Linked DNA regions of Homo sapiens: region 1 is linked to region 2. Evidence: chromatin loops called from intact Hi-C (ENCODE). Cell type or tissue: Caco-2. All regions are shown on one strand. Links, peaks and the distances in the headings refer to the core of each region. The heading gives the core; the rest is flanking DNA.

What was found. A loop is a pair of places that touch in the nucleus more often than their neighbours do. Peaks named below come from ENCODE experiments on the same cell type or tissue, not always from the same donor. Only the 100,000 strongest peaks of a DNase experiment are listed, where the experiment ranks them.
Region 1: it touches region 2 in a loop (7-fold over the local background); 1 of 110 quality-filtered maps calls a loop at or near these places.

The regions. Positions count from the first base shown.
Region 1 is chr7:16,712,802-16,723,727 of GRCh38, forward strand. No RefSeq gene overlaps it. Among named protein-coding and RNA genes, the nearest start is that of TSPAN13, 35 kb to the right of the region's middle. In Caco-2, for the core only: no CTCF peak of the experiment used is centred there; a DNase peak (open chromatin) is centred at 6,340.
Region 2 is chr7:16,842,966-16,853,891 of GRCh38, forward strand. It overlaps the pseudogene LOC100287613. Among named protein-coding and RNA genes, the nearest start is that of AGR3, 34 kb to the right of the region's middle. In Caco-2, for the core only: no CTCF peak of the experiment used is centred there; DNase peaks (open chromatin) are centred at 3,836 and 4,566.

The DNA of each region.
Region 1 (10,926 bases), core at 1,773-9,772, 130 kb before region 2:
GAACTTGGAATTGATTGGCTTGAGTGCGAAGACCCCATTCTGCCATTTAATTTGCTGTTAAACTAATTAGCTAGTCACTTAACTCTTGGTATTTACTTTGCTTAATTGTAAAAATAAGAGCTTGGACAGGATTCAGCCTTGAACCAATAGTGTGAGCCACCCAAAGTAATCTGCAAAACTCTGTTTTCATCAGATAGTCAGTGGTCTGTGACCTAAGGAAAGTAAAATATGACTGGGCTACCTTGCTGATCCTCAAACTTCAGCATGCATCAGGATCACCCAAGGGTTTGTTACAGTTGATTGCACCCCTGCCAGCCTGTGTCTGACTCAGTAGGGCTGGGGTCTAAGGATTTGCATTTCTAACAAGTTCCCGGATGACACTATTCTGTGTCAGAACCACACTTGGAGAACTGCGGGGCCGAATGGTTACTAAGCTCCATTTCTGTGCTGACTTTCTGAAGTCCGTTATGTCTTCAGTTAAGGAGACAGATTGTATTTTGTTCAACTCTGTATCTGCAATTGCCATATAGCGTAGCACATAGCTTGGCAGGAAGTTGGTGTCCCGTAAAGTTCGAATGTCTAAGTGAGTGAATGTGCGTTAAGAAGAATACCTTTTTAGGCCAAAGGTGGTGGCTCACGCCTGTAATCCCAGCACTTTGGGAGGCTGAGGCGGGCGGATCACAAGGTCAGGATATCGAGACCAGCCTGGCTAACATGATGAAACTCTGTCTCTCTTAAAAATACAAAAAATTAGCCGGGTGTGGTGGCGGTTGCCCGTGGTCCCAGCTACTCGACAGGCTGAGGCAGGAGAATAGTGTGAACCTGGGAGGCAGAGCTTGCAGTGAGCCGAGATTGCGCCACTGCACTCCAGCCTGGGTGACAGAGTAAGACTCCGCCTCAAAAAAAAAAAAAAAAAAAAAAAAAAAAGAAATCCTTTTTAAAGAGTTGATCAAAAATTCATCCTAAATTTTTCCTATACCTTCTTTAACAAGTTCAGCATTGGAGCCACAGCCTGACTGCTACTTCATGAGAATTTGGATTAATGCACTAAACAACGACACATCATTATTGATTGTGTCATTCCCTGGAACAGAGCCAATACACTGTGGGCCCATAATTTATTTATAAAATACTCCTGACACTTTCTCTTATTATTTGTTTTCAAAGGAAGCAAAAAGAACTTTACTGTGAGGATTGTCTAACCAGGCTCTGTAACAATGCCAATTATTCTTTTTTAAAAGTTGTTACAAATTTTTATATATTTAGGGAGTACAAGTGCAGATTTCTTAGGTGCATAGATTGTACAGTGGTGAAGTCTGGGCTTTTAGTGTACTCACTACCCAAATAGCATACATTGTACCCGACAGGCAATTTCTCACCCCTCAGTCCCACCCCTGCCTTTCGTAGTCTCCAGTGTCTATTCTTCTACTCTATGTCCCTGTGTGCCCATTGTTTAGCTCTCACTTGTGAAAGTGAAAACATGTGATATTTGACTTTCTGCTTCTGAGGGTTTTTTCCCATAAAATCCTAAAGTTTTTTTTTACTTTTTAAGTATTTTCAAGTATTTTTATTTTGTATTTTTAAAAATACTTTTCAGCTGGGCACAGTGGCTCACGCCTATAATCCCAGCACTTTGGGAAGCCGAGGTGGGTGGATCCCCTGAGATCAGGAGTTTGAGACCAGCCTGGCCAACATGGTGAAACCCCGTCTCTACTAAAAATACAAAAATTAGCCAGTGTGGTGGCTCACACCTGTGGTCCCAGCTACTTGGGAGGCTGAGGCAGGAGAATAGCCTGAACCCGGAAGGCAGAAGTTGCAGTGAGCCAAGATAGAGCCATTGTACTCCACTCTGGGTGATAGAGCCAGACTCTGTCTCAAAATAAAAAAATAAAATGAAATAAAATAAAACACTTTTAAAGTATTTTAAGAGGCACAGGAGAGTGGGAAATGTCTCAATTCAAATAGTCTTGATTTTTTTATTATTATTATTTTTTAGTCCCCAGGGAAGAAGCAGTCCTTGATGTTTTACAACCAACTAAATCCTTTGAGGAATCTTAGACCTTTTCGTAGCATTATCTTTTCTTTTTAGCAGGAAATCCTCATGGTTTTCTGAGTGTAGTCTCCAGACTGGCAGCATTGATATTCCCTGGGGGCTAGCTGGACATGAAGACTGTCAGGATCCCCCCAAGACATGCAAAATCAGAAACTCTGGGGGTGGACTGAGCAATCTATTTTGACAAGCCCTCCTGGTGATTTGGATGCAAGCTTGGGCTTAGGAACACTGACCTAACCCAAACTTCAGGTGTCAAAACATCTTGGAACACATTCCCAAGGGGACATAAGGGCAAGCAGACAAGAACTGAGGCAGGACCAGGCTTTGGCACAGGATAAGGGATTAGTGAGATGGTAGATTTCATTTTTCCTGAAAGCTGATTAAAACTGGCAAATATCTCTGGAGAAAGATGTCCTGGCATCCTTCAGTGGGTTTTACCTGATGTAAGAGGATAGAAGATGTTAGTGCCCTATAGCCGTATGACAGCTAATCTGAACTCATTCCCAAGTGTGTGGGAACACAGTGAAAAGTATAGTCCTAAAACTGGTCTTTCTTGATTTTTTTATCTTAGTGAGCAATAAAGTGAAAATGTATTTGTTTTTTTTTTCTTTTTTCCAGTGTGCTCACCAACAATTACAACCAAACAACAATTTTTGTTGTAGTACCAAAAAACAACTTTTCTAAATACAAGGAAATCTAAGAGATGACTATTTACAACATATCTAAAACTTTCAGAGAATAGAGAGTAACACAGGTGCTACAGAGTAGGGAAAGATGAATTTTCTGTGTATATGCTTCTAGCAGCCTAGATAGGAGAGTACCAGGCTAACTAGCTTGCAACAAAGGATTTTAAAATTCTGATGCTGAGGATAAAATAGCAGATGAGATATTTGATCATGTATCTTGCTTTGGACCAACCTTAAAGTTTTTTCATGGATTTTAGAAAAACTGTTCACTTTGGCCTCTAGCGTTTTGTTCAAATCACAACCTGTTTCACGTCATAACTTGTACCTGCTAAATGGCTTTGAAATATTTTGAGCAATGACAATGGCCAATGAATTATTTACGAGTGCATTGTATAATTTTCATATATTTGAGTTTTAAAATATGTGGTTTTAATTACTTTCTAGTTTAATTTCATTGTGGTAAGAGAACATAAATGGTAAGATTCCAAAGCTTTTAAATTTATTGAGACTTGTTTTATAGCCCAGCATATGGTCTATCTTGGTGAATATGCCATTTGCACTTGAAAACAATGTGTATTCTACAGTTGTTGGGTGGAGTGTTCTACAAATATGGATGAGGTCTTGGTGGTTGATAGTGTTGTTCAGAAGTTCTGCATCTTTAATGTTTTTGTTTTGTTTTTGTTTGCCTGGTAATTGTATCAGTTACTGAGAAAGGGGTATTAAAATCTCAGATTATGACTGTAAACTGTACATTTCTCTGTTTAATTTGGCCAATTTTGCTTTATATATCTGGAAGCTCTGTTATTAGATGCATACGGATTTATGATTGTTATGTCTTTCTCATGAGTTGTCCAACGAAATGTCCCGCTTTACCTGGTAATAATCTTTGTCTTGTCTACTTTTTAATCCACAGATATCTGATTTTTATAAACAACTTTAACAGTCTTCAGTTTAACTTTCTTTTTTTTTTGAAATGGAGTCTTGCTCTGTCGCCCAGGCTGGAGTGCAGTGACATAAACTCGGCTCACTGCAACCTCTGCTTCCCAGGTTCAAGCAATTCTCCTGCCTCAGCCTCCTGAGTAGCTGGGATTACAGGTGTGCACCACCACGCCAAGCTAATTTTCTATTTTTAGTAGAGAAGGGGTTTTGCCATGTTGGTCAGGCTGGTCTCGAACTCCTGACCTCAGGCGATCCTCCCGCCTCGTCCTCCCAAAGTGCTGGGATTACAGGCGTGAGCCACCGTGCCTGGCCTCTTGTCTACTTTATCTGACATTGGGATGGCCACTCCACCCTTTCAGGCATATTGTTTGCATGACATATCTTTTTCATTCATTTCCATTCAACCTATCTGTGTCATTACATTTAAAGTATGACTCTTCTGCACAGAGCACATTACTAAGTCTTGCATTCTTTTTTTTTTTTTTTTTTTTTTTTTTGAGGCAGAGTCTCACTCTGTTGCCCACGCTGGAGTGCAGTGATGTGATCATGACTAGCTACAGCCTGGACCTTCTGGGCTTAAGTGATCTTTCCACCTCAGTCCTCCAAGTAGCTGGGACTACAGGCGCATCTCACCATGCCTGGCTAATTTGTATATTTTTTGTAGAGACAGGGTCTCCCTAGTTACCCAGGTTGGTCTCAAACTCCTGGACTCAAGCAATCCTGCCTTAGCTTCCCAACGTGCTGAGATTACAGGCGTGATCCACTGCACTGGGCCAAGTCTTGCTTTAAAAAAAAATTATTATGATAATTTCAGCCTTCTAAATGGTATGTTTGGCTCATTATTAATATGGTTGCTTTAAGTCTATAATTTTAGTTTTCTCCTGCTTGTTCCTTCTGGTTGTACTCCTCTGTTCCTCTTTCCCTGCCTTCTTTTTGGATTAATTGAATATTTTTTAGAATTCCATTTTAATTTATCTATTGCCTTTTAGCTACACCTCTTTATGTTATCTTTGTAGTGGTTGCCCTAGGGATTTCACTGTACAATCTTCAATTTTCAGTCTAGTGAGAGTTACTATTGTAACCTGTTGCATAAAATATACCTTGTAATTGTACAGGTCTATTTACCCTCTCCTCAATCATTTATATAATAGTTGTCATATATATTACATCTGTAAACATTATGGACTCCAAAATACAATGTTATAAATTTTTGTTTTAAACAGTTCTATTCATTTTTAATTAAGAAAAATGTGTTTTTCACTGGGGCTTGTTGGGGTGGGGGGAGGGATTGGATCAGGAAAAATAGCTAATAAATGCTGGGCTTAAGACCTAGATGATGGGTTGATCTGTGCAGCAAACCACCATGGCACACACGTTTACCCGTGTTAGAACCTGCACATCCTGCAATGGACCCTGAAACTTAGAAAAACTAAAAATAAATTTAAAAACAAAATAGAAAAAGAAAAATATGTTTATATTTATCCATTTATTTACTGTATCTAGTGTTCCTCTTTCTAAAGATCTGAGTTTCCATCTGGTATCATTTCTTTTTTTACATATACATATAATGATTGTACAAATTAATTATAAAACAAAAACAAAACCCTACTTTTAGAATTTCTAGTAGTGTAAATCTGCTGAAAAATGATCTTGTTTACTTTTATATGAAAATATCTTTATTTTGCTTTAATTTTTAAAGAATATTTTTATTGGACACAGTGTTCTTCTGGGTTTGCAGTTTTTATCTTTCAGCACTTTAAAGATCTTGTTCCACTGTCTTATGGCTCCATTTTTTCCTGATGAGAAGTCAAGCAGCTTTCAAATCATTGTTCTAGAACTACCCCCAGGCTAAAAGCTATCTCTCTATACTATGTATGTATGTACGTATGTATGTATGTATGTATCTTTCTATCTATCTGTCTATCTATCTATCTATCTATCTATCTATCTATCTATCTATCTATCTATCTGTCTATCTATGTCTATGTACCTACGTACTGATTAGGTCCTATAGGATAAAAATCTTGATTAAAACTTAGGAACTGGGAATTTATGTTGATGTGGGAAAGGAATACTTTCTTTAGGTCATAGCTTATCACATCACAAAATTAATATCACACAGTGAATGAGCATCAGTATCACACCATCTGAGCAGGGGGTCAGAGGCACGGCAGCTGTCAGGGCTCTGATTGTTTTGTGGGCTTGTAGCACCTTCAAACCATACTATACCTTTTTATGCTCTAGTTGATTGGAAAAACACAAAATTACAAATCTTGCCATATTCCCTGACAGTTTTTGAATCACCTCCATTAGCAACTTGTTCAAAGCACTTAGAGATAATGGTAATAAACCATTTTAGAAACAGATTATGGGTTTCATTACTTTCCAGAGCTTACTCAATGTCTCAATTATTTACTGTAGTGTAATATCTATATATAAGGATACTAAAATCTATATTAGTATTCTACCAGAGAAACAGAACCAGTAGAATGCAGGATACACACACACACACACACACACACACACACACACACACACAGATTTGCAGATGCACGTACATGTATATAAGTGTCTGTGTCTGTGTATGAGAGAGAGAGAGATTTATTGCAAAGAATTGGTTTATGTGTTGTAGGGGTGACTAGGCAAGTTTAAAGTCCACAGAAAACGCAGGCTAGAAATCTTGGGCAAGAGCTAAGATTGCAGTTCACAGGTGGAATTTCTTCCTGTGAAGACTTGGGAAACCAGAAAAACCTAATTTTTGTTCTTAAAACCTTTCAACTGATTGGATAAGTCCTACCCAGATTATGAGGATAATCTCCTTTACTTAAAGTCACCTTATTGTAGATCTTAACCACATCTACGAAACACCTTAGCCAAGTTGACACACAAAGCAAACCATCACATATTTACATATTTAAGAACATTAAGTACTAAATAGGACTAATCATAGAATAACCAAAAAAAACTGAGTTACAAACCTACTGGAAATGGAGAATGTATAGCCTAGTAGGAAGTAAAATAAGATTTGTTTGTTATGGCAAAAGTCCCAATACTGCTGAAATCCTCCCCTGATAAATTACTCTGCTGCTCCTCCCCACTCTCACTCCCTATGAGGGTCCCAAGAGAACTATACACACAAGAATCAAGAGTAAATAGAAATAATATCACCATGTCCTATATATTGCAATATCTTTTTCGGGGTGTGGGTAAAATCAAGAGGATACTCTGAGCCTACTCCTTCCCTTTACCTCCCCACATCTGTCTATATCTTGGTTGTAGCATATTTAGAGGTATCTTTAGACAGAAAGAGATTAGCAGGCTCCCAGAGAGACCCTGATACTATTTACCTGACAAGCCACATGGAAAAAGAAGAAGAGAAATTGCTGGCCAGAGGGCAGGCCCTGCTATCTGTCCTTACAGCATGGAGGCAGGAAGAGGTTCAATACTGAGATATTCACTTTCTGACACATACAGTGTTTCTACCTCATGAGCAACTATTTCCTCATCCATGGCTTTAAATACAATGGTGAGATCAGCAGCTTCTCTTCCCTGGAAATAAGGATGAGGTATAAGTAAAATGTGGACAGACACACGGCTTAGTATAGACAGAGGGAGTTTTACGATCCCCTCCTCCTATTCGACTTTTAGTAAAAATTTAAACAAACAATATCCTTAGAAAGAAATCAGGGCAGATTACTAAAATGCTTTTTTGTTTTTTAAAAATTCTTATTAATTAATTAATTTATTTCTTATGAAAATTTCAAATTTCTAACGATCTCATAAAAATACTACTAAAATATTTCTTTTAGTGCATAATTAAATTTGGCAAAAGAAATGGATTTTTCACATTTCTCTACATTAGAATCAAATGTATACTCACAGATCGTTTTCATTTAAGGTTAAATTCTAGTGCTCAGTAAAAGGACAATGAGAAGAGGTAGGTAGGAAAAGCTCAGCAATGACAAGATTTCCATTTTTCTCTTTTTAAATTCCGTATATTTTTTTCCCTTTCTCACTACTGCACTTGACTAGTCTTTTAAAAAAAAAATTCTTTTTTCCTTTTTTTTTTTTTTGAGACAGAGCCACTAGCATCCAGGTAGTGAGGGCTTGCCGGCTTGCCAAAAGTAATTCATGGAAGTTAGTTATAGCCAACAGCCCGCTTCCCACGTGAAATGTATGTGCCATTTTGAATATCAGAGTCTGTCTCTTTTTTTTCTTTTTTTGAGACGTGGTCTCTCTCTGTTGCCCAGGCTGGAGTGCAGTGGCGTGATCTCGGCTCATTGCAACCTCCGCCTCCTGGGTTGAAGGGATTCTCCTGCCTCGGCCTCCTGAGGAGCTAGAATTACAGACGTGCACCACCATGCCTGGCTAATTTTTGTATTTTTAGAGATGTGGTTTTGCCATGTTGGCCGGGCTGGTGTTGAACTCCTGACCTCAAGGGATCCACGCACCTCAGCCTCCCAAAGTGTTGGCATTACAGGTGTGAGCCACCGTGCACCACCTCACTTGACTAGTTTTAAAAAAATAAAATAAGTTCCACATTTTGTTGCATACAGATCTTAATTATGGCCAATGAGACTTGGAGACTAGGAATAGTATATTTTAATGCATGAGAACACTGATCCTTATTATGTTGTGTGTGTCTATCTATGTGAGTATCTTTAGTGATTGTCCTTTCAAAAAATTGGTAACTATTGGTCTATTAATTCTGTAGTTTACTTTCAGTTCAGATTAGCTTCCTTTTTAATTCATTTCATCAGGGGTGAGAGTAGATGAACAGCAACAAAGAAAAGAAAACTTATTTTCTCTGACATATCTCTCTAAAGAGCTATTCTTACTTGATGGCAAAATTAATGTCTTTCTATATTTATTAACAACAATAAAATTAATAGTTTATATTTGAGTGACTTTATTTCTAGCAATGATGTTCAACATGGTGTATGCCTTATTTATTTGATCTTCACAAATAATTTTTTTGAGATCAATGTGATTGATTATATTTTCACATATTACAAAGATAAAAAAGTTAACGAACACACCCAAGTTGTACAGATAATAAAAATGGATCCAATGCAATCTTATTTCAGAAGCCATGTTCTTAACCATTATGTGGTTATTCCATTTGATATGGTTTGACTCTGTGTCCCCACTTAAATCTCTCCTTGAATTGTAATAATTTCCACATGTCAAGGGTGGGACCAGGTGGGAGGTGATTGGATCACGGGGGCGGTTTCCCCCTTGCTGTTCTCATGATAATGAGTGAGTCTCACAAGATCTGAGAGTTTTATAAGCATCTGGCATTTCCCCTGCTTGCACTCACTCCATCCTGCCTCCCTGTAAGGAAGGTGCCTGCTTCTCCTTTGCCTTCTGCCACGATTCTAAGTTTCCTGAGGCCTCCTCAGCAACGCTGAACTGTGAGTCAATTAAGCCTCTTCCCTTTGTAAATTACCCAGTTGTGGGTATTTCTTCATAGCATTGTGAGAACAGACTTATACACCATTACATGGGGATAACAAGATTATATTTAAGTGCTGAAAATATTATGAATTCAAGTTTTCTTCAGATCAAAATTATGTTTCCCTAAACCGTCCAGAAAAATCTCTAAAATAGATATTACAACCTCTTTATTCTTATAATAGTTTGCGGGGAACCATGTTTGTTGATGCTCAAAGTCTGAAGTAGCATAATTTTGAGACAAGTCCATCAGGTTGGGAGTCAAAAGATCACAGCTTCTCTGTTGTTCATTCTTATCTCCTCTTGTCTTGAGTTCCTTCTCTTGCAATGTAGAGGTTAGACACGATGACCTCTAGTATTTCTCTGAGTCTTTCTAAGAACTATTCCACAGTTCCATAAATAAGACCTGAGACTTAGAGATGATCCAGAACTGCCTTCTGACCTCTTTGAATCAACACTCTCAAGACACCCTAAAAAACGATTATAAGAGTAAGATTAGACCGGGCATGGTGGCTCATGCCTGTAATCCCAGCACTTTGGGAGGCCAAGGAGGGAGGATTGCTTGAATGCAGGAGTTTGAGACCAGCCTGGGCAACATAGTGAGACTTGTTTCTACAAAAATAAAAAAATTAGCTGGATGTGGGGGTGTGTGCCTGTAGTTCTAGCTACTTAGGAGGCTGAGGCAGGAGGATCACTTGAGTCCAGGAGTTTGAGGTTACAATGAGCTATGATTGTGCTACTGCACTCCAACCTGGGTGAAGAAAGAGACCCTATCTCAAAAAAAAAAAAAGAAAAAGAAAAGAAAAAAAACCAGAGAGATTGAAAGATTTTCTAATTCCACAAATCACAATTTTTTAACAATCAATGAAATTCAAAAAAGCCACTGATATTTCCCCCCTTGTATTAAAAAAAAGTTATTTTCTATATACAATGGCCAACAAAGTTGGAAGCAAACAAATTAACTCCCCAGAATCTGTTATGATTCGTGCATTATGTTAGATATAGGGAAAATATTCTAGTTCTTAAAATCATTCTGAAAGTAAAGAATGATTCTAACAGTGAAAGATTTGTAACTGAAGCAATACAGTAGATGCCTTTGAAAATTGGACTGCAAAATATGCTAAAAATGTGTGCACTCAGGAAAAAAACAAATAGCACCCAGCTAGTGTCGGCTTCCCAAAAGTAACTCATGAAAGTTAGTTATAGCCAACAGCCTGCCTCCCAGATGAAATGTATGTGCCATTTTGAATATCAGAGTCTCTTAATTGAATCTCATTTTTGTCCTGAGGGCTGTTCTTCCTTCTGACATGTTCTCACAATGGAAAAATGAAGAAGAAAGGGGAAAATGCGGTGTGAAGAGTAAGAGAGATACAAAAAGGAATTGTATGTCGATTGGTGCTGACATAATGAAGTGCCTGCTCCAATGGCCCCTTTCTCCTGTTCGCAACTCAGCAGTTAGCCTAAGAACACTGCATAATACTGTTTGAGGGGAAAAGATTTAAAAAAGCAAAGGCCCGTGTTCTAAGAAATATGAAGTAGATAACTCAAATTATATTTTTGTTTTTAAAAACTCAGGTAATAGGCGGGGCGCAGTGGTTCACCTGTAATTCCACACTTTGGGAGGCTGAGGCAAGTGGATCACTTGAGCCCAGGAATTCAAGACCAGCCTGGGCAACATAGTGAGACCCTGTCTGTATAAAAAATAAAAAAAATAACCAGGACCTGGTGTGGTGGCTCATGCCTGTAATCCCAGCACTTTGGGAGGCCCAGGCGGGCAGATCACTTGAGGTCGGG
Region 2 (10,926 bases), core at 1,053-9,052:
CAACATTTTGCCAACTCTGAAATGAGAATGCCTTTTACAATTGGTCATGTTTCATCATCGAATTTAAGTCATTTTTGGTGTTATATATAAAATAATGATCCTTCTTACAATAGATGCTGTCTTATTTTGGTAAAATGCATATATTATACATTTTTAACCTATCTGACATATACTATTGTTGCAACAATGGCATGCATAGATAAGGACAGGACAAATAATTCAAGAACCCTCCTAAGTCATTGCTGCAATGTTAAACTGAATAGTGAAAGAGTGTCAGAGATCTAGCAGGCTCTAAAATAAGGCCAGTGTTAGCATCCATTGTTACCTCGAAAGTATATGTATGAAAGCCCATTTCCCTCGGGTAATTGTCTTCACATACAGACACTTGGGAATCAATATTTAACAAAGTCACTGCTAGAATTAGGTTTCACAGGGATACAGCCCAAACCCAGCCCAATTTACTTGGGGAACTGCTGGTGTTGCCAATTAGTCTATTCTTCCGTACATAAAGGCAGCTCCTGCATCAAAGTTCTCTGGTACCTCATTTTATTCTGACATTTTTCTTGTAATATTTTTTCCTAAATTGATTATCTTATATTTAGCTTTTTCCAAAATATCAGAGTACCTTGCAAGCTTTCGTATCAACTTACAGTTTTTTTCATCATTGGTAGTGGTGAAAGTGCTAAACATTGCTGATTCTTGTTTTCATCCACCGTATCCAATTTTCAGAGTTCAGTCATGTTCCTACAGGTTTAACTTAGTGATTTTCATGTGTTTAGTGATTTTCATGTGCTGGATCGGGCCAGTTCAAGGTCCTGATATTCATTAAAAGAATGATCACATTGTAATAAGAGTTGGGATTCTTTTAGGTAGTGCTTATAAAAGGAAAGCATTGTAGTGACCAACCAGGTAGTAAATGGTTGATCTACTGGGGCCATTGTAGCCATAATCCCTGACTCAATAGCTCCACATCTTTTGGTTTACATTCTTTCTTTTAGTCAGGCTGTTGCTCTTACAACTGACTTTCTGGTCCGCTGAGGAAGAAAGGTTTCAAGAGATTGGTTCTATACTCCTCTGAGAATTTCCTTTTGTTTCGAAGGGAAAAACAGCAAGTAACTGTTTTTAGATTAAATGAAGCATCTATTTCAGTTCGTAATGTATAAATTGTAGTAATTAAAGGTAGAATGACTTTTTAAGTAATTATATTGCATGCGATACAATCCCAAAGAGATGTAGTGCTTTCTAAGACTACCTGGTTAGATGGTTGGTGTGTACAACTGCCAGGGTTTACTAAAGCCAAAGAGGCAGTGTTCTGAGTTTAGATGAGAGAACAAAAGGAACTAGTCGTTTGAAGAGCTGCCTGGGAAAAAGTGTTTCAGGCAGGAGCAGCAAGTGCAAATAATCTGAGGTAGGAAAGAGATTCTCAGCGTGATAGAACAAAGTAAGCAGCCGGTGTCCCTGACATCCCAAGTAAGCAAGAGAGAGATTGATACTCAACTGATGGAGAGAAGAGCAGGGAAACAGAAATGGATCATAAGCATTTGACCTGCTAGGAATCATTGATATTGTTAGTTGCCTCCTTAACCTCCGTTTTCCTCTATTTGATGTTCCCTACTTTTTGAGTTTTACCTTCCTTTATGCATTGGTCATGTACTTCAAGAGGAAGCTGACTGCTCTCCATTTCCATGATTGGGTCCTGGTTGGCTTGGGCCTATCAGCGTATTTCAACTCCATGGTCAAGACATTGTTTCCAGGGAAAACTAGAGGACCCTTTCTCCTTCCTTTTGGACATGAAAACAACTTGTTGTCCTGATTGCATTTTGTAGACATCTTATGAGCTGTCATTGGGAGAAATTCAACATTGTGGATGGTAGAAGAAAGTAGAAAACGGGACTTTGATGACAATTTTGAGCTCTGGATTTTTAAAATATAAGTTAATAAATGTCCTTCATTGTTTAAGCCAACTTGATTTGGATTTCCTTGTTTTGGCCTGTAGAGTCACAGTCCATTGAAAAGTAATGGTTTTATGCCAGGGAATGGCATTGCCCTTGTGCCATTTTTAAAAAGTTTATTCTAGTTTAAATAATAAAGGTATCTATTGACTCACAAAGGGAAAAACCAGAGCATGGAGAAAGGGTAAGATGTCATTGTAGTAATGTATGTAAGGGAGTAGTGATTAAACCTAGGCTAGTGACATTGCAAATAGAGAAAAACACATATAGAAAAAAATATATTTTGGCACTAGCACCAACAGGACTTGTTAAAGGGTTGTTTTTAGGAAACGAGGAATACAAATAATCATGGATGACCTCCCCAAAACTGTAGGAAGGTTTTGGTTTAAAAAATTAAGATGATGCCATTTACTGAAATGGGAGTAGCTGGTTTGGGCATGGGTGGAAAACAAGGATTTCAGTTCCCGATATGTTAAAGTGTAAAAGAACTGTTTTTCTTTGATGAGGATATGCCAATTATATAGTTTTATATATGAGTGTGTGACTCAGTGGAGAAATCAAGGCTGAAGATATGGTTTGCGAGACATCAACATGTAATTGGGTTTTAAATAAATGAAATGAGATGAAGTAATCCATGGAGAGATTGTAGATAAAGAGTTAAGGAGAGCCTGGGATAGAGCTCATGCACTTCAAAGTTTGGAGGTTGACTAGAAGAGCTTGGGACGAGATTAGGGAAAATTGGCCAGAAAGGCAGTTGGGAAATGGAGGATGGAGAGTTACAGTAACAAAAAGAGGAATTGTTTCAAGAGGGGTATTAACACTGTGGAATCCTGATGAGAGTTTGAGTAGGGAGTGAAAGATATGTATATAATCAAAGAATAATTTAATCATGTTTTATATTTAAGACAGATATGTTCTAATATCTATGCTTTGAAGATAATATTTCATGAATGATGAATCATAATTAAGCAGAATGTCATTTATATGTCCATATATTTCAGAGAAAAATAAATAAATAAATAAATAAATAAATAAATAAATAAAGTAAGCAGAACATTTTACCAAAGTAATGATTCTAATTCAACTAACTCTCAGGCACTATAAGGCTCTATCCAATAAAAAGAATTGAAAATATTCCCATATTTACTTGCAGTTCTCAAAGAACATTAATGGAGATCTATGCCATAGTTCATAGCCTCATTTCTCTTAAGTGTCTTTCCTTTTCTCCTTTAATTCTCTCAAATTTGTAGAAGAGAGAGGGGAGAGGGGAACAATGAATGTGTGTGTATACACGTGTGTGTCTGTTTGTCCCTAATATTTTTCCCACATCTCTTGCAGATACCCATCTCTTTTGTTTCTCTTTTATTCCACCTTCCCCCATGTCTTACCACACTGCCATCTCCCCGTGGTTGCTGAGATTTTTGGTCCTAGTGCCAGCCATTGGAGACCATTCTCGGAGGATTAAAAGACCCAATTATTTCTCTGGACTTTCCTCCTGGAGGGAAATGCAAGAAGTTCCTTGGAAAGTGTGTATTCTTCTTTCACTCTGATTGATGTTTCCTTGTAGAGAAACTCAGAGGAATCAAATTATCTTTCTTCTTAAATCTAATTTGCTAGCTCTGTTGGATGAGAGAGTTTAGGGTTCAAATGGCTTCTCTTTTTGGGGGAATATTCATTTTAAATAAATTTTCCTACTCATTAATTCCAAAAGTCAAAATGCCAAATTTTAGAGGACTTAAAACATTCACTGAATTTGTGAAATAGTTTTTCATTCCAGTGATTGAATCTTGCTTTTCTTTTGTTGCTGCTTTGGAGAAGGTTAATGTGCTTCCCATAATGTCATCACTCTGTTGAAATCCATCTGTCCCATAGCTCGGCAGTGGTGCAGCCCTTTCAAGTTCTGCAGGGAAACAAGATCAAATAAAAATATCCAGCTCTTCGACAAGTATATGAAAAACAAAAAGAAAAAGCCCATAAAGAAGAGACAGAGCAGATACCCTTGCCCTAAAGGTGTAATGTGAAACTAATGTTTTGTTAAACCTGTTGAGCATTACTCAGATTTCTTCATGAGTACATTCACACCTGGGGGAAAAAAATGACCCCTGTCATACTATGGAAAGAAACAACAGAAATTACTAGAGGAAGGAAAGTAGATAGGCTCCATTTTCTGGTTCCAGTTGGAAATTTAACTTGAATCTTTTTGTTAGAGCTAAAATATGCTTATACTGTACATTTTTAAGAGTTCTCTCAATGGGAGAAACATAGCAGTTCCTGAATATAACTCACTATGCTTGTGCCTTCCAAACATTTTCTTTCATTTTTCAGGGCAGGTTTGAAGCAGAAGAAAAAGGAAAGATAGGAGTCGCGGCTTATTCACTCACTTCCTATAATGTTCAAATGCTGAGGTGTCCTAAAACTTCTGATATTCTTTGGAAGCTAAGCTGAAGAATTTTTTTTTATTTATTCTGGTCCAGTGCAAATATTTGTCCATTGAGCAATATACGGCACATTAGAATCATAAATCCACCATCTGCTTAAAATGAGCCAACACCCACCTGTAAGGAGACGGTTACAGGCTGGTATTGTGTTCCTCTAGTGCTTAAGTGAAGGCCACTGACGCTGTGGGGCCCTGCTTTGTTTGAGCTGCCCTGTGCTAAGATTGCCTGATAAAATTCCAAAAGGGTGTGTACGTTTGCTGCAACCCACAAAGATTACTTTCAGGTTCCCTTGGAGAAATCTTTTCACAGTAATGGGGGCAGAAAGAGGCCAAAATGCCATCAGCTTTGGATATGTGGGTGCATTTGTGGATTCTCTGCTCTGATGTTCTAGTGCAAGGAATGAAATGAATGAATAGGTCATTTGGCATTCCGCGGTTATGTCAGCAGGCATGACTGCTGTCACATTAACTGAGCAAGAAAGGGATCTTCATCACCTTACTCCTAGCAAGTACTGAAAGCAGGGTAGAAAAAAAGACACTCTGCTCATAGTAGTTTATCTTTTACTTTTTATTGATTTATTTAATTTATTTTTTGAGATGGACCCTCACTTTGTCTCCCAGGCTGGAGTGCAGTGGCGTGATCTCGGCTCACTGCAACCTCTGCTCCCCCGGTCTCAAGCCATCCTCATGCTAGTTTATCTTTTAAATGACCGTAAGTCCCCATTTTAAACTGACAGACATTCGACTGATACTATACCTTAGAATTCTCCCTGAAATATTTGTTCTTGCCACTCAACAGGAAGCTTATAGAATCTGGAAAATGAATTTGTAGTGGGGGCTTGTTCTCTGAAGTAGCTATTATCGCTTTTAAAAGAAGCCCTCCTGGCTGGGCATGGTGGCTCATGCCTGTAATCCTAGCACTTTGGGAGGCAGGGGCGGGAGGATGACTTGAGCCCAGGAGTTTGAGACCAGCCTGGGCAACATAGCGAGACCCTGTCTTTACAAAAATATAAAAAATTGTCTAGGCATCGGGCTATGCACCTGTGGTCCCAGCTACTAGGGAGGCTGAGGTGGGAGGATGGCTTGAGCCTGAGAGGTCGAGGCTGCAGTGAACTGTGATTGTGCCACTGCACTACAGTCTGGGTGACAGTGAGACCTTGTCTCTAAAAAAAAAAAAAAAAAAAAAGGCTCTTTAGAGGACAAAAGTTTCAGATTCACCATAACACATCAAGCGTTCCCCTGAAGGGCTTGCCTCTGAGTTTATTCTTTGGGAAAACCCTAATACAAAATGAAGGCAAGAAATCCACTAGTTATCGTATTTTAGATTTTGAAAGTTGGTTGTCTAAGACTCCTGGGTGATTTAGACAAATTTCTACATGTTATTTGCCGAATCTAGGTATGAAAGCAAATCAAGCAAAACCTGTTCGTTTGAGGTATAGTGCTTTAGTCTGCAATTTTTTATTATTTTAGATTCAGGGGGTACATGTGCAGATTTGCTACATGGGTAACGTTGCATGATGCAGAGGTTTGGGCTTTTAATGATCCCATCATTCAAGTAGCAAACGTAGTACCCCATAGACAGTTTTTCAATCCTTGCCTCTCTTACCTTTTGGAGTCCTCAGCATCTATTGTTCCCATCTTTAAATCCATGTGTACCCAATATTTAGCTCCCACTTATAAGTGAGAACACGCAATATTTGGTTTTCTGTTTCTGTATAAATTTGCTCAGGATGACAGACTCTAGTTGCATCTATGTTGCTACAAAGGACATGATTTGTTCTTTTTTATGGTTGTGTAGTATTCTATGGTGTGTATGTACCACATTTTCTTTACTCAATCCACTGTTAATGAGCACCTGGATTGATTCCATGTCTTTGCTATTGTGAATAGTGCTGTGATGAACATATGAGTGCAGATGTCTTTTTGGTAGTAGATTTATTCTCCTATGGGTATATACCCAGTAATAGGATTTGCTGGGTCACAAGGTAATTCCATTTTTAGTTCTTTAAGAAATCTCCAAACTGCTTTCCACAGTAGCTGAAGTCATTTGCGTTCCCACCAACAGTGTATAAACTGTCCCTTTTTTCCAAAGCTTCAGCCACATCTGTTATTTTTTGACTTTTTAAAAATAGCCATTCTGACTGGTGTGAGATGGTATCTCATTGTGGTTATGACTTGCATCTCTCTTATGATTCGTGATATTGAATATTTTTTCATATTTTTGCTGGCCGCTTGTATGTCTTCTTTTGAGAAGTGTTTGTTCTGTTCATGTCCTTTGCCCACTTTGTAATGGAGTTTTTTTTTTTTCTTTCTGGTGTGATGGTTAATTCTGCAAAAGGCATTTTATTTAACAGGCAGCATGGACTTCATACACATACATTATCAGTGCCTTGAAAACCAAAGAATTTTAAAAGTTAGCAGTAGCTTCTAGTTTCTGCATGTACAAAAAAATACATATTTATTTATTTATTTATTTATTTATTTGAGACAGAGTCTTGCTCTGCAGCCCGGGCTGGAATGCAGCGGTGTGATCTCGGCTCACAGCAAACCCCGCCTCCCGGGTTCAAGCGATTCTCGTTCCTCAGCCTCCTGAGTAGCTGGGACTACAGGTCACTGTAGGCCCTGAGTCTGGGCTGGCCACATCCTCCACAGGCCAAGAGCTGGTCTGTGAAGAAGGGTGCTTGTTGGTTGAAAAGGGTGGTAGAGTCCTTTGGTTCTGGTGTTAGCAGTGCAGTGTCTCGAAGGTGGCTCATTTTAATTCCATATAGATCTTCATGCCCCGTGAGTAGGCATGAAGCCTCTTCTTTGCCAGAATTGACCCATAACTTGTAACCTCTCTCAGGGCCAGCTATCCTTAGCATTGGTAATGATATGTTGATATCTTCATTTTCTGTATGTGAATCCATTACTGTTATAGTTTTAGAATAGGCATAATTCTCAATGTCCTTGGTGGAGATTTTGAGGGAAATGCCCTTTGGGTCGTCCTTCTCTTTCTCTAGATTGATGTATCTCTGAAGGAGAGAGAGCTATTTGTCCTTCTGATCTGGAGAACTGAAAGTGGCCACAAAGTTCACTGTGAGTCAGCCCAGAGCCAAGGATTTCATGGAATTGGTGTTGCCTTCTGCCACTTCATCCAGACAGCTTGCTGTCCATATACCAGTTAATCTAATTTTATTTTGTATCTTACAGTTATGTTGTATTTGAGTTTGGCCACACCTAACAGATCATTGAATAGGAAAAGCTGCTCCTCCTGTCTGTGCAGGCCTCTTCCGAGTTCTACCTGGCTGTCAATCCGCAGAGTCCTATTGGAGCACACAAATGATGACAGAATTGCACATGTGTGATGCTAGTGGAAGGACTTTCCCTGGGTTAAAGTTTTTGCAGGACTTTATCTGGGCTAAAAGCTGTGGCACTTCTCCTTTCTGTTAGTGTTTTCTTCTTCCAGGGCTAAGCGCACAGTCAGGCATTGCTGGCCCTGACGACTTCGGAGCTGATCCTGCTGAAGGGCCGCACTCACCTAGGCCACTGCGGGGGATCCAGGGGCACGCTGAGGGGTCGGGGAACGGGGATCCCTCCCCTCCAGCCTGGTGCCCCCACTGAGGGAGGAGTCGGGGTGCTGATGAGGCGGGAGGCAGCTGGAGATGGGAGGGAGGCTGCCGGGTCTGCTCAGAGAGAGAATAAGGCCCTAGATATGGAGAACGAGGAAGCGGCGTGGGGGGCTGGGGGGTTTCGGGGGAGGTGGCAGCAGGGCTGGCCCTGAGGGGCGGGAAAGGTCCTCAGATGACCCTTGCGGGCGCGCACCTCCAACGTCAAATCCCAGTGGCTTCAGCCTCGCGCCCTGAGTGGGGTCTGCGGCTGCGGAGGGCACGGGCTCCACTCAAGCGTCCTCACCGGCTTCCGCGGCTCTCCCCACAGAGCCTCCTGCTGGGGCACATCTTAAAGCAAATCCCAGCCCCGAAGGAACCTAGGCGGTCGGGTCTGTGGTGGCAGAAGGCGCGGCTGCCGTGCTCAGGTGGGCACAGCTCCCCATGTGGGCAGCTGCCTCCTGCAGGGGCCTGTGTGTCGCCGTGCCCTGCATGGCGGGGTAGAAGCGGTTACAGCGGCGACCGCCCTTTGTTTTTTTCTTGTTGATTTGCTTAAGTTCCTTGTAGATCGTGTATCTCAGTCCTTTGTTGGACACATAGTGCACAAATATTTTCTCCCATTCTGTAGGTTGTTTTCAAATCTGTTGATAATTTCTTTTGTTTTGCAGAGATCTTTAAGTCTCATTTTTAATTTTATCGTATTTGCTTTTGGGGTCTTTATCATAAATTCTTACGATTTTTTTTTTTTTTTTTTTTTGCTAGCAGAGTTCTGTCATTAGGATTAGTAAGATTCTTAAGTGTTCCATACAGGTAATAAAATCAGAAGAGTATGACCTCAATATGGTACAATATCCAGGTTTTGGTAGATAGAAGTGATTTTAGAGCGTACTAGTCCGTTTTCACACTGCTATAAAGAACTACCTGAGACTGGGTAATTTATGAAGAAAAGAAGTTTAATTGACTCACAGTTCCACAGGCTTATCAGGAAGCATGACTGGGAGGCCTCAGGAAACTGACAATCATGCCAGAAGGCAAAGGGGAAGCAGGCACCTTTTTTTCACATGGTGGCACAGTGAGTGAAAGGGGAAGTGGCACACACTTTTAAACCATCAGATCTGGTGAGAGCTCACTATCTGGAGAACAGCATGGGGGAAATCTGAGCCCCCATAATCCAATAACCTCCTACAAGGCTCCTCCTTCAACAAGTGGGGATTACAATTCCACATGAGATTTGGGTGGGACACAGAGCCAAACTGTATCATAGAGGTACTTGAACGCCTCACATACTCTCTTTCATCACTTACTGTTGGGGCCTGGAACTTCTGAAGTTTTGATTTCCTCAGCTTTCCACTGTTAAATATGGAAATACAGGTGGGAATACTGTTAATTGCAAATACCTTACAGAAGATATTTGCTACTTTAATCATGAATGATTTCTAAGGGGAATCTAGACAAAGGGCAGATAAGGTTTTGAAAGATATTGGGGCGGTGGGGGGTGGTGGGCAGGAGGCTTGAGGAAAAGCAAAAGAGACTGAGGAGAGCAAAAGATCCCAAAGTAAGAGTTTACCTAGAGCAAGTGTGGAGGGGAGGGAGTTGAGTAGTGAGTGATGTTAAGAGGGCAAGGAATGACTAGGGAAGAGGTCTGAAAGAAAGTTAAGAGTGCCACCAAAGATCACCTGTCTTCTTAAAAATTTTTTTATGGGTAACATTGCATAGCATTATAGAGTAAGAACACTGGGGCATTTAGATCAGGGATTTTTAAATGAGGGTGCATGTGTACGTGATATTAAAACAATACTACCTTGTCCCTCCCCTCCTGGCCCCCAAGTCTCTCAGTTTGAACATCACAGCTACACTGATCCACCAAAAACTGACAGAACCTTGCCCTTTGGTTTGTTGGGCAGCAGAGTGGAAACTCGGGGCTGGGGAAAGAAGGATTGCCTACGATTTTGCTATAAAACATAATTAAAATCGATGTTAACTGCCTTTCTTTAATAAAGGATATACTCTAAGGGTTTTCAGTCATTGTGAGAGATAGGACTAGCTGGATTTCCTAGGCCGACTAAGAATTCCTAAACCTAGCTGGGGAAGGTGACTGCACCCACCTTTAATCACAGGGCTTGTAACTCAGCTCACATCTGACCAATCAGGTAGTAAAAAGAAAGCTCATTAAAATACCAATTAGGCTAAAAGCAGGAGGTAAAGAAATAATCAAATCATCTATCACCTGAGAGCACAGGGGGAGGGACAGTGATCAGGATATAAACCCAGACATTCGATCAGGGAGTGGCAACCCCCTTTGGGTCCCCTCCCATTGTATGGGAGCTCTGTTTTCACTCTATTAAATCTTGCAACTGCACACTCTTCTGGTCAGTGTTTGTTCCGGCTCGAACTGAGCTTTCACTCAGAGTCCACCACTGTTGAACGCCGCTGCCCCAGACCTGCCATTGACTTTCACCTCTCCAGATCCAGCAGGGTGTCCGCTGCGCTTCTGCTCCAGCAAGGCACCCATTGCCACTTCTGATCCGGCTAGAGGTTCGCCATTGTCCTGAGTAGCTAAGTGCCTGGGTTCGTCCTAATTGAGCTGAACACTGGTCACTGGGTTCCATGGTTCTCTTCCGTGACCCATGGCTTCTAATAGAGCTATAACACTCACTGCAGGGGCCAAGGTTCTATTCCTTGGAATCCATGAGGCCAAGAACCCCAGATCAAAGAACAAAAGGCTTGCCGCCATCTTGGGAGCAGCCCACCCCATCTTGGGAGCTCTAAGAACAAAGACCCGTTGGTAACAATTGTACAGTGTCAATTTTGATTGTCTTCTAGTTTTCACAGTATGTAAAATAAAGCAGAATAGTATTAACTCAGGAGCCAGACTTGCTGGGTTTGAGCCCTGGCTCCACTCATTAGCTGTGCAACCTTTTTACCAAGTTATTGAAAATCTTCAGTCCATAGC